Regions from separate parts of the Homo sapiens genome. Here region 2 is linked to region 1. A link is a contact called in ENCODE Hi-C data. All regions are on one chromosome and are shown on one strand. The core of a region is the stretch at or near the end of the contact, and the rest is flanking DNA. Distances in the headings are between cores, read along the strand shown. Region 1 holds the start of CRACR2A (calcium release activated channel regulator 2A). Region 2 overlaps LOC124900317 (a long non-coding RNA gene).

Region 1 (2,964 bases), core at 387-2,886:
CTAGGCTTAATAATGAAGTTTCTAGACTCGTAACACTCCAAGCCTCTGCCATCTCTCCCAGGCAGCACTCCTCACCGGATTGTCCACTACATTACTCCTTGCTCCTCAGGTACAACCCACCTTCACGGCTTTGCTCAGCCGTCCTTCCCCAAGATGCCCAGACCCAGCCTCCTATTCAAGGCCCGGCCTCAGTGCCACATCCAGGACGCCCTCTGCGAGTCACTCCTTCCAGAAGTAACCTCCCTCCTCCAAACTCCCTCTACACACTTTATAGTATAGAACCGAGAGGTGACAGGACCTCGGAAGCCGTACCTGAAGCCTCTCACTTATAGAACCGAGAGGTGACAGGACCTCGGAAGCCATACCTGAAGCCTCTCACTTATCACTTAAAAACTGCGCATGAAGTAGCTCTTATGGGCAAATACTAAACCATGAGGTTGTACATATTCATTTCACCTGAAAAGGGGCATGAACTCTGGACCCTTCAACAAAAATGCTGATTCCACGTGGAGCAAACTGCTCTGATTTCATATCCCTATGCCCACATCCTTGATAAAAAGACTCTTCGGTACATGCTGCTTTCTTCCAGAGACAAGGAACCCATCACCTCATGAGTTAGGTTCTTCCTCCTGACCCTCTGACCACCCTGGGGACTCCCACGGATTGGCTCTTTCTGTCCTCTTGAGTCACACAGAACGAATTCCTTTGAGACTCCTGGTGTCCTCCACAGAGCCAAACAGGGCAGGTTCCTAAGCACACTGTGTAAACAGATAAATGAACTCAGAGGGCTTTCCCACGTGGCAGGGTACATTCGCTGCATCCCGTGCATGCATGGGTGCACAGACACACACTCGCACACACACGGACACACACACACACACACGGACACACACACACAGACACACACACACACGGACACACACACACACGGACAGAGTCAGCACAACGCCTCTGAGCCACACAGCCAGGCCAGCACACGCGGGGGCCAGGGCGGAAGCCAAGCCCCAGCAGCCGCCCACTTCCTGACCTCCTTCCTTTGCTCTGGGAGGTTCTCTCTCTGTGTCTTTCTGACTGTCTGTCTCGGTTCTTTGTTTCTCGGCATGGCAACAGTTGTGGATGCTGCCTGCGTGGCCAGGGCTCCTAGTAGCACTGACCTGCAAGGTAGGAGTTTTGGTTCTTAGACTTGAGACCTTGGGCAAGTCACTTTACCATTCTGAGCCTCAGTTTCCTCATCTGTGAAATGAAGAGGCTGGATGAGGCTGGAGGGTTCCTAAGGTCCTTTCCTGACCAAAACCCTAGTGCTTCTCGGCTCTCCTCCAGTCCCGTTACCGAGTGACAGGGAGGGGAGCAAGGGCCAGGCCAGGCCTGGGGGTGGCAGGGGAGCCAGCTGTTCCCCCCCAAGGGCACACAGCCTCCATCCAGGCCCTCTGCGAGTTCCATGTGCGGCAGACACGCGCTCACACTTCGCAGCCGGAGGAGCAGGCAGGAAGCGCCGCCCCCCGGCCGCCCCGGCCGCCCACCCTCAACCTTCCTCCACGTTACCTTGGGCGTGTAGGCTTCCCGTGGACCTGCCCGCGCCGCCCGCTCGGCTCTCAGCTGTCAAGCAGCCGCCTGCTCCGCCCGACTCTTTCCGCTCCGAGCCGCGCGGGCTGGACCAGCCCCTCAGCGGAGCTGAACGGGAAGCGGCGCCCCCTGGACGCCCTCCGGGACGTGCGCGCGCCAAGCGGTGGGGTCCGGGCCTGCAGGCGCGACCTGAGGCCGCCAGGGAGGCTGGGTGGCGAGGGCGGGGCGGCTGCCGACTTAGCCGGCCTGACTGGTCGGGCTTCCGGGGTCCCGCTGCTCCCTAGGCCCCTTGCCCCGATTCAGGCTCCCAAGGTGGGGCATCAGTCCGGCCCTCGCTGGCTCACTGGAGAGGTGGTGTCTGGGAGTGCACCCCCGAAAACCCGGCAGCAGCCCGGCGTCACTCCGGCTGTTACCTCTGGGAGCAGAAACTAAAGGGGATCCTTATTCTTTATACTTTTCTGACTCTTCTATATATTCTACTGTGGGCATGAATCGTTAAAAACAAAACAAAACACCAAAAACCCAATACGTATTTGTTAATAAAGCACTGAGTAAATCTTCAAAGGCCTCCCGAGGTGCTCCGGCTGCAGGATAACCCCTCAGCTTAGCGCACAAGGCAAGGCCCACCCTGCCCTCTCCGGCCACAACCTAATTTTCCAGCCTCACCCTCTCTCCCTCACACACACACAACACTTTCGCTCTGGACACACTAGCTGTTGCCAAACACCAGCTGTTCTTCATGGCTGCTGGGAGTTCTTCTTTTTGCCTGGAACACCCTCCCCTTTCATCTCTGCCTGTTGAAATCCTACTCATCCATCCAGGCCCCTCTGAAATGTCACCTTTTTGGAGAACCCTTCCCCAGACACTGCCCCTGCAGAGTGCCCCAGTTCTTTCCTGGCAAGCCCATCTTTCTGGTACTGGTTTATGTAGTAGCATCCCCCTCTCACACGCGCTAAGTCCTATTCCAAGGTGGAGAGAAACAAATTAGCACTTACTGAGCAGCTGTTATAAATTACTCTGTGGAGTCCTTTCTTCTCCTTGCAGCCCAGCCAGCCACTAGCCCACAACCTCCCTCCACCCTGCCAGAGTTTCAGAAGGCTGTCAGGGGCTCTGAGGCCTGCCCTCTGGTGTGTCCCTACTGCGTGCCTTGGCTTTTCTGGCTCTGTCCTGGGTATGCTTCCCTGTGTCAACTCCCAAGGTCTGCAAGCTGGTGGCTTGACCTTCTCTCAGCCTTATGTGAGGAAAGAAGGACATTTCATTATCAGAATCTGAGAAGTGGAAGGGGCCTCAGAGATTATCCAGTGTAAAGCCTGCCCACCCATTTTACAGAGCAGAAAACTGTGACCAGAGAGATAAGGTCAGAGGCATCGGAGGTACCTACCATTGTTATTGTTGTTTTTA
Region 2 (3,008 bases), core at 66-2,565, 350 kb after region 1:
CCCCCACCAAAACACTTAGTTTTCATTTTTTTTTTCTTTTCTTTTTTTTTGAGACGGAGTCTCTCTCTGTTGCCAGGCTGGAGTGCAATGGCACTATCTCGGCTCACTGCAACCTCTGCCTCCCAGGTTCAAGTGAGTCTTCTGCCTCAACCTCCTGAGTAGCTGGGACTACAGGCATAAGCAATCACATCCAGCTAATTTTTGTATTTTTAGTAGAGACAGGGTTTCACCATGTTGGCCAGGATGGTCTTCATCTCTTGACCTCATGATCTGCCCGCCTCGGCCCCCCAAAATGCTGGGATTACAGGCATAAGTCACCGTGCTCGTCCAGTTTTCATTTTTCAAGCCAAATCAATGAGTTAATATATGTCCCCAAGACAAACATTCTGCATTCTAATTCTAAGATAGTAGACATACTAGATTAGATAGATAGATAGATGATAGATAGATAGACAGACAGACAGATAGATAGATAGATATTGATAGAGCATGAAGCTGTACCATGAATTTATCACCGGGATGAAATAATGTGCCACCACCCTCAATACTTCCTACCTTCACTAACCTTATTTTATTTTCATGAGATTTGCATGATGGCAATATGTTCTTTGATAATCCTTGGGGGAAGGATGAGGGGACTCATTAGACAAATATTGGTATCATATTTTTGCCTTACCACACAACCTATCTTGCCCTGTGTCTAATTCCATGCTTTGCCCGTCACAGACGTATGTATAAGACAGAGAGAGACACAAAACCTTAGAGATTTATGTTGCCTTCATTAATATTTTCAGTTGTCCTTTTTTGGATGCCATGGAAGTTTGTACACTTGGCCTAATGCACCATAGTAAGTAAGATTTGGGATGAGAGAGAGTTAACAGAATTTTTTCCTTTTGTAAAGTGGGAAAAGCGCTATTGAGAAAGGGCAGGCAGGACCAGAGAACCAGCCCGACCCCCCAGCTGCAGGTGCACTGTCTGCTAGATCAGTTCAGGGAAGGGCAGATACGGCATTCAGCATCTGGAAATGGAGTGCCTTGAAACAATTCATGCCCAAATACCCCCTGGGAAGTCTTCCTGTCTCTTCAGGGACACTCACACTCCAGGTTGTAAACGGTGGTTCTAATACCCCCTCCTTGCAAACCACACCTATAAATAGGTGTGTAGAGACATAGAACATGTTATGAGCTTCACCAAGACCTTCCGAGCCACCATTTCCCCACTGCTCGAACCCTGACCACGGAACATCTCACAATGTGCAGGCAGCACATACCGTGATCAGTGCCACAACTTAGACTTAGTGCAATGGTGAAATACTGAGAAAGAAAAACCAAAGTGCCTCCAGGAAGTAAACAGCCCATGACAAGAGGCCAGACAGACCACACATGAAACAGACGCACCACACATGAAATGTGCATAAGAATACAGTGGAGATATTTACGCTTCTTGTTAAAAAAGATGGGGCAGACAGCTAGAGGGGTGAAGGAACTGGAAATACGGGATCTCAGAGACTAGGGAGACTTCCTGGAGTTGCATTTGTTTTAGAGACTCCGAGAAGGGCACACATGAGATTTGATGGAGTAAGGAAGGCCAGTGTGCTGATACCGTTTTAAAACTTCCACAGCTGTCTTCTGGTAAATGAAAATGTCCTGAAGTCCTTTCCTCTCCAGAGCTAAGATGTGTTTTTGAGCCTGACTTCTATATTCAGTGATAGGAGAAAGAGAGGAAGAAAGGGAGAAAAAAGGGGACAAACTGGAATTTCTCAACTTCTGGACTAGTGGTAGTCAATTGAGTTAATTTATACTAAAGTGTTAATGACACACAACAGTTATACCCTCCAAAGATCCCCTGTAGCATAAAGGCTCTGTGAAATACTGTATATGTTGAGGAATCAAAGTAACAAAGCAATAATGTAAAAGGGAAATTAGGCAAAAGGAATGGGGGAGAGGACTGGTTCTCAGCATTCAAGCAACCCAATCGGGAAACCCCCTGCAATGACAAAACTTATCTAGCGCACCAATGGGGCCAGTAGATATCATCTGCCAGTAGATGGCGGTCTTCATACTAATTGACTCTTCACTGGAACAGCCCTTCTTTCTACCAGATATTTGTAGGGTTGGTTGGCTTATTGCAGAGGTGGAAAAGGAAGCTACCTCCGCAGTGTAAATTGGAGAGCCCTGCGTGAGAGCTCCCCCTGCTCAAAATTTACTCCCTCACAGACTCGGTCACTTATGTCTAAAAGTCCTATTTATTCAACCCTTTATGGAGGAGGGCAGATTGCTGACAAGAAGTGAAACTGGGGTTAGTCATTAACACTTTAGCAGGAACTAATTTGGTATATTAATTCAGGAAAGAAAGGAACTTTCCAGGCACTGGACACTTAATAGCCTTCTTTAAAAGAAAAAAAAAAAAAAAAAGAAGGTGCCCAGACACAGTGGCTCACACCTGTAATCCCAACACTTTGGGAGGCCAAGGCAGGAGGATCGCTTGAGCCCAGGAGCTCCAGACCAGCCCGGGTAACATAGCAAGACCCTGTCTCTACAAAAAGAAAATAAATTAGCTGGGTGTGGTGGCATGTGCCTGTGGTCCCAAGCTACTCGGGAGGCTGAGGCAGGAGGATCACTTGAACCCAGGAGATTGAGGCTGCAGTGAGCTATAATTGTGCCACTGCACTCCAGCCTGGACAACAGAGCAAGACCTGGTCTCAACAACAACAGAAAAAGTAAATAGAAGAAGTAGGCAGAAAAGAAATGGTAGGTTGCAATAGATGGGTTTTGGCTTGGGCCAGACCTGAACACTGTTTCCTTCAACTCCCATCCCACAATGGAGGACCGGGTCCCCTCAGGTTTGCCGAACAGACCATAAAGCTTGTTAACCTTGGCTGGGCGCCGAGGCAGGATAATCCTAATTTCTTGGCACTCCCTACACGGATGCCCATGGATCTCTTTGGCCCAGTACTTTCTTCATCCCTAGGATGGCCTGAGCAGTAAGGGGACATCGCAAAAGAGGAG

Evidence for each region. A loop is a pair of places that touch in the nucleus more often than their neighbours do. Pooled maps may share reads with other maps.
Region 2: a pooled map shows a loop between it and region 1 (5-fold over the local background). The contact joins the enhancer-like site here to the promoter of CRACR2A in region 1. A Hi-C loop is called at or near these places in 3 of 37 single-sample maps with no recorded cell type and 5 of 50 pooled maps.

The regions. Positions count from the first base shown.
Region 1 is chr12:3,751,473-3,754,436 of GRCh38, forward strand. It overlaps CRACR2A (calcium release activated channel regulator 2A), which reads right to left and starts at 1,637. Exons shown (of 20, transcript NM_001144958.2): 1 at 1,543-1,637. RefSeq lists a silencer at 1,372-1,871.
Region 2 is chr12:4,105,521-4,108,528 of GRCh38, forward strand. It overlaps LOC124900317 (a long non-coding RNA gene), which reads right to left. Exons shown (of 4, transcript XR_007063173.1): 4 at 1-3,008. Among named protein-coding and RNA genes, the nearest start is that of LINC03141, 95 kb to the left of the region's middle. RefSeq lists enhancers at 1,863-2,157, 2,245-2,304. Within about 2 kb of position 1,316, at least 3 of the 41 ENCODE cell types and tissues checked have a DNase peak (open chromatin) inside an H3K27ac peak, as active enhancers do.